Regions from separate parts of the Mus musculus genome. Here region 2 is linked to region 1. The links are chromatin loops, found by intact Hi-C in ENCODE. Cell type or tissue: left cerebral cortex. All regions are shown on one strand. Links, peaks and the distances in the headings refer to the core of each region. The heading gives the core; the rest is flanking DNA.

Region 1 (2,803 bases), core at 58-2,557:
GGTAGTATGTAGATTGGCCAGTTGTAATGGTAGACTTGTGTTCTAGCAGACAGTTGAAAGCAAAATGCATGGGTGTTTGAATGCACGGGATGTGGTTTTATTTTTAAATTTTATTCATTATTTGCATATATGATGGGAAAGGGTGTGTGCCACAGTGTGTTCATGGAAATCAGAGGACAACTTTGTTTGTTTAAGATTTATTTGTTTATATGGGTGTGTTTTGTTGATACATATATTGCATGGTAGAAGAGGGCATCAGTTCCCATTAGAGATGTTTGTGAGCCATCTCTCCAGCTGGGGACTTGAACTGTGTCTGGTTGCTGGGTTTTACTACAAGGGCTTTTCCTTCTGAGTCCTCTAGCTAGCCCCAAGTCGAATTGTCTTTTTTCTTTCCTTTCTTCCTTCCTTCCTTCCTTCCTGCCTGCCTGCCTGCCTGCCTGCCTGCCTTCCTTCCTTCCTTCCTTCCTTCCTCTCTTTCTTTTTTTATTATTATTTTTGAGACCGCACTGTGTGTCCTGGGCTGGTCTTGAACTCTCGACTCTCCTGTTTCAGCCTCCCAGGTGCTGAGATGTGTAGGTAGGTACCACTGTTGGCTGCATTAGTATTTAGGAAGGACTATTATGATGATGTGCCCCAAGTGTCTGCCATCATCTGAGTACTTCTGGGGTTATCAGGACGTAACTGTATAAGGAAGTGCCTCACTGTGGTCCAGTGCTTCTGAGGTGTTGGCACATGGGTTTTCTACATTTCCTGTAGCCCAGCTTGTTTGGATCTGGTCTAAGGCATACCCAGGCATTCAAAATGAAACATAAGCATTAGGCCAGCTCCAGCTCCAGGCTATTTCCAGCCTTCCTCATCGCTCATCCCAGTGGAAGATGACTTAGCGTTTTAGGACCCAAGAAGATGCTTTGCCTCTGCGCTGTAATGTTACTCTGCGCTGTAATGTAATGTGCTGTATGCAAAGCCTCTCCCTTTACTGTCTCTGCAGCTGCTTTCCCGGAGCCCAGGAAGAACTCTAGTCAGTTCAGAGGCAAGCAGGGGTATTTGGATCTGTAGATATGTGTCTCGTCTGGCTGATGAAGTCTACAACATTTTAATAGATGGCTCGTGTCATTTTGTTGTATTCTTCTATACAGCATTGCCTAGCATTTTTCAACTTTTGATGGGAACCTGGCCACCTGCTATGGCATTGTTTCCCCGTAGAATCTGAGAGTAAAGTTCTGACTTGCAAATGAACTTTTCCATAGTCGTCCATTTGTCTGTGCCCATCGTGCATGTTCCTCGGGATGCCCCAGAGTGACTTTTAAAGGTCTTGTTTCACTTGTGGTGGTGAACTCGCCGCGCTCTAACCATCTGTGCTTGCACCACTGACTCAACAAATACAAAATCCTGGGAAGTGTTTGCTCTCTGCAGTGAGAGCCAACCGCATAAATGGCCTGGGTCACCACAAGGTGGCGCCTGTGGCAAGAAAGGGGAAAACCAGAACTTAGTGTTTCAAAGGGAACTGTAGCCCATAAATGTGTTTAGCCTGTAGAGGATAGCAATCTCAGACACTAGCCAGCTGTCGCCCTTCCTGTCTCTGGTTGATTGTGAGCAGGCCATCTCCTAGGTTCAAAGCTGTCTGTTTCTTACACAGCTCTTGCTCCTGTTCTTCTGCTCCAGGCTTCATCGACTTTACAGGCAGGCACTTTGTTTCTTAGACTGGCACTAGTGTTGCTGACAGCATCATGCCAGCTGAGATGTCCCAGTCGCTCTTGGGAGGGCACCAAAGGGTCAGAAGTCACTCTGGCTGTCCTAAGAGTTCATAATTTCCCTAGAAGCATCTGCCTGAACAACCCAATCCTGCATAAACAGGTTGGCAGGACCCCCACTCTGGGGCAGGATCAGCAGGACCCCCACTCTCGGGCAGGGTGGGCCTCTAGCATCAGCAGGACCCCCACTCTGGGACAGGCTGGGCCTCTAGCATCAGGCTTTTGTTTTTACCTTGTTCTCTTCTGCACTGCTTGACGTTTTACCATGACCATGTGTCCATTTTACTAAACTTAGAAGATGGTAAAAAATGAGACTAACCAAAGCTTTACATCTTCACTTTAATAATTAAGTTTTCGTGTGACCAAAGGAGTTGGAGGCATACAGTATGATGTAATAGTCTAGATCCAAGGTAGACCCTGGTAGGGTGGTGCCCTGGTAGGGTGGTAGGGGACCCTAGGTTTGATCCCCATCACCCTCTCCTCCAAAGTTCTATGGTCGGTATCTATTGCCTGTTTAATTTGTTATAAAAATGTACATTCTGGGTCCTTCCTGGGTCTAGTGAGAAGTGGTGGTGGTGTTTCTTCTTGGCTTTTGTCCCCTCTTTCTTCTCCCTTTAATTGCATGTCTTGTAATTTAATATGTAGGTTAATGTTTTACAAAGCGACATCTTGGGGCTGGAGAGGTGGCTCAGCACTTAAGAGCATGTGTTGCAAAGGACTCAGGCCTAGTTCCAAGCAACCACATAACCATTGGTAACTCCAGTTCCAGGGGTTCCAGTGTCCGCTTCTCACGTCTGCAGGCACTCACACACATGGTGCACATACATATATACACTCAAAAAGATTCAATGAGCGGTTTCTATTGTTTCCGAGACCAGATTCTCCTCTCCTACACTCATAATGAACAGATTTATAGCGGGAAAGGTGATTCTATGTGTGAAGCGTTTGTCACGCAGACATGAGATCAAGAGTTCAAATACCCTGGAAATGGGGTGCAGGTGGCCTGCCTGTAACCCCAGCACAGGGGTTGTGAGATGGGGGTCCCTAAAACA
Region 2 (2,803 bases), core at 5-2,504, 78 kb after region 1:
CTCTACTGCCTAAAGGTTCCACAACCTTCGCAAACAGCGCCGCCAGCTGGAGGGCAGTTGTCTAAACTTCTACACTTAGAATGGCTATCGATAAAATAGCAAGAAGTCAGAGTGGAAAGTCAGAGGCAGGAACCAAAGGTGACATGGAGTTCCTGGTTTGGACGTTTGACTGGTTGTCACCATTACAGCTACAAACTGACAATGAGGCGCCCAAGGGATTTTCCTGTCTTTTTGGCTTTTCGAGACAGGGTTTCTCTGTGTAGCCCTGGCTGTCCTGGAACTCACTTTGTAGACCAGGCTGGCCTTGAACTCTGAAATCCGCCTGCCTCTGCCTCCCGAGTGCTGGGATTAAAGGCGTGCGCCACCACGCCCGGCCCGGATTTTCCTGTCTTGTTGTTAAATGGTGAATAGTTAAAAGAGGAGGCTGGGTGGGAAAAGGATACCTGAACGATAATGTAAATTAGGTATTAGGCAACAAGGGGTCAAGTTAGACAGAACTCCAACTTCTAAAGTTACAGCGCACACTCTTTAGTGTTAAACAGCCTGTTAGGCAGCCAATACCTCAGTTCCCACTGTAAAATTAGCAAAGTAATAGTCGCTTCCTCACAGAAAAGAGCTTGCTAGGGGCTTGCAGGCAGCTCAGCGGGTAAAGTCACTTGCAGTGCAAGCCTGTCCACCTGAGTTCCACCCCCAGAATTCATGCAAAGGTAGAAGGGGCAACTGATTGCATAAAGTTGTCTTCTGACCTCCACAAGCTTGGAGTGGCATGCACCCACCCCCTCCCCATAATAAGTTAAATAAAAAGCTTTAATTTTAAAAAGTGCTTGCTATTTTCGTTAAGCCTCAAACCCTGGGACAATTGGCTAAAGTGGCTATTTGACAAATTTTAGTTTCATTAGAGTGTATGTGGATAAAGAGGCACCCAGGAACGGGTAAGAGCAGTTTGTTTTGGCAGAGCCCTAAGACGTGGAAGTAAATAACATTAAATCATGGTAACAGAATGTAAGATTATGTTTGTAAAGCGTCTGTCTTTTAGTAGCAATCTCGGCAAAGGTATTCCTATGGAATAGAATAAGCAACGCTATAAACATTAGAACAACGAAGACCAACATGATAGATCCTTCAATGTGTCTGTCCCTCCCGCACTGGATCTCTCTGATTAACTCCAACCGCCTGGGGATACATGTTCCGTTCACTTTGTCCCTTGTGTGTCTTGCACATCATTTCTACAGACCTGATTATTTGGAGCGAACTGGGGAGGGAGTCAAAGGGTGAAGGGATTGAGGGTTCTAAGCCCAGACACAGAATCAAAGGAATTTCAGAGACTGCAATTCCTGCTGCCGCCACAGGGTGGAGCCAGCCTCTAGTTCTGGGGCCTGGAGTCATGACCCGGAAGTACATCTCCACTTTCTCCACCGCAGAGATGGCGGCGGCCGCTCTATCCCGGACGCTGTTGCCAGAGGCCCGGCGGCGCCTGTGGGGATTTACACGAAGGCTTCCGCTTCGCCGCGCCGCTGCTCAGGTGAGTCTCGCTCCGCCGTGCCCCGGCGGCTCCCGGTGTGCTTTGGGCCGGGCCTCCGGATCCGCTATCCCGGGGCGCTGCGGCCGGGCGCAGAGGGGGCGGGGCGGCTGCTCCCCCTCCACGCCACCCGCGGGAGGTAAGAAAAGGAGCCGTGGACCCCCAAACCAGACAGCGCCATCCTCAGCCCATGGACACCCAAACCAGACAGCGTCAACCTCAGTTCATCCGAGTTTTATCCCAGCGTTTTCCTTATTTGAGAGTTGTCTTGCTCCAAAGGGATCTCTCTCTCTCTCTGTGTGTGTGTGTGTCTGTCTGTCTGTCTGTTAGTTTGCTATTACCAATGTTATTGTATGTCGGGCTGTTCTCTCTCGAGAAAAGGAAACTAGGACAAGCGCTTTATGAATTTGAAGTTGGGTTTGCTTTTGGTTTTGATATTTTGAGACATCGTTGTTACACAGGGTTTCTCTGTGTAACATCTCTGGCTGTCCTGGATCTTGCCCTGTAGATCGGGCTGGCCTCAGATCCGCCTGCCCCTACACAGTAGGGCACAGTCAGGTCATGGTGTATTATTTGATCAGGGAGCAGAAAGCCTTTGGGTCACAGAAGCAGGACAGTGCGGGCTCGTACACATTTCTTAAGTACCTGTGGCTGTGGCTGTGAAGAAACCACGACCATGGCAACTCTTATAAAGGAAGACACATTAGCTGGGGCTGCTTACAGTTCAGAGGTTTCGTCCATCATCATCAGAGCAGGAAGCATGGCAGAGTGCTGGCAGACGTGGTGGAGAAGGAGCCAAGAGTTCTACATCTGGGTTGGCAAGAGATAGACACAGACAGACAGACAGACAGATAATGGACCTGGCTTGAGCATTTTAAACCCTATAACCCACCCCAGTGGCACACTTCCTCCAACCTTCTAGTAGTCTCTCTCTCTGATGACTAAGTGTTCAAATCTGTGAGCCTCTGTGGTCCATTCCTATTCAAACCACCACTGTGTCTGGCGGTTAGGTCAGTCTCAGGTTTTTGGGTCAGGGTTTAGGAAATACGTTTTTCTCATTTCAATATGAAAACATGAAAAAGCTGCTGAAGCGTCTGTAGTCAAACCAGTTGGCCCGAGAGCCTCTGAAGCATCTGTCCTGTTTCTGTCTGTCCTTTGTGAACAGGAGCATCCCGTCTGTCTCACTTCTACACAGTCAGTTTTGTATTGTTATTTCAGTTTCTTGACTTTTTGTCCTTAGTGAATATGAAGCATCTGTAGGAGAGGTAGCTGAATCAGGGTGCT

What was found. Peaks named below come from ENCODE experiments on the same cell type or tissue, not always from the same donor. Only the 100,000 strongest peaks of a DNase experiment are listed, where the experiment ranks them.
Region 2: a loop joins it to region 1, with 6 times the contacts of the local background. A loop is called at or near these places in 24 of 42 quality-filtered maps.

What each region holds. Positions count from the first base shown.
Region 1 is chr5:21,657,343-21,660,145 of GRCm38, forward strand. The region is part of intron 4 of Armc10 (armadillo repeat containing 10); the gene reads left to right. Among named protein-coding and RNA genes, the nearest start is that of Armc10, 13 kb to the left of the region's middle. In left cerebral cortex, for the core only: a CTCF peak has its summit at 1,449 (motif pointing right); DNase peaks (open chromatin) are centred at 853 and 1,447; H3K27ac peaks cover 700 bases.
Region 2 is chr5:21,735,755-21,738,557 of GRCm38, forward strand. Pmpcb (peptidase (mitochondrial processing) beta) reads left to right here and starts at 1,406. Exons shown (of 13, transcript NM_028431.2): 1 at 1,406-1,522. The coding sequence starts at 1,424. In left cerebral cortex, for the core only: CTCF peaks have their summits at 38 and 1,348 (motif pointing right); DNase peaks (open chromatin) are centred at 31 and 1,373; H3K4me3 peaks cover 1,445 bases; H3K27ac peaks cover 720 bases.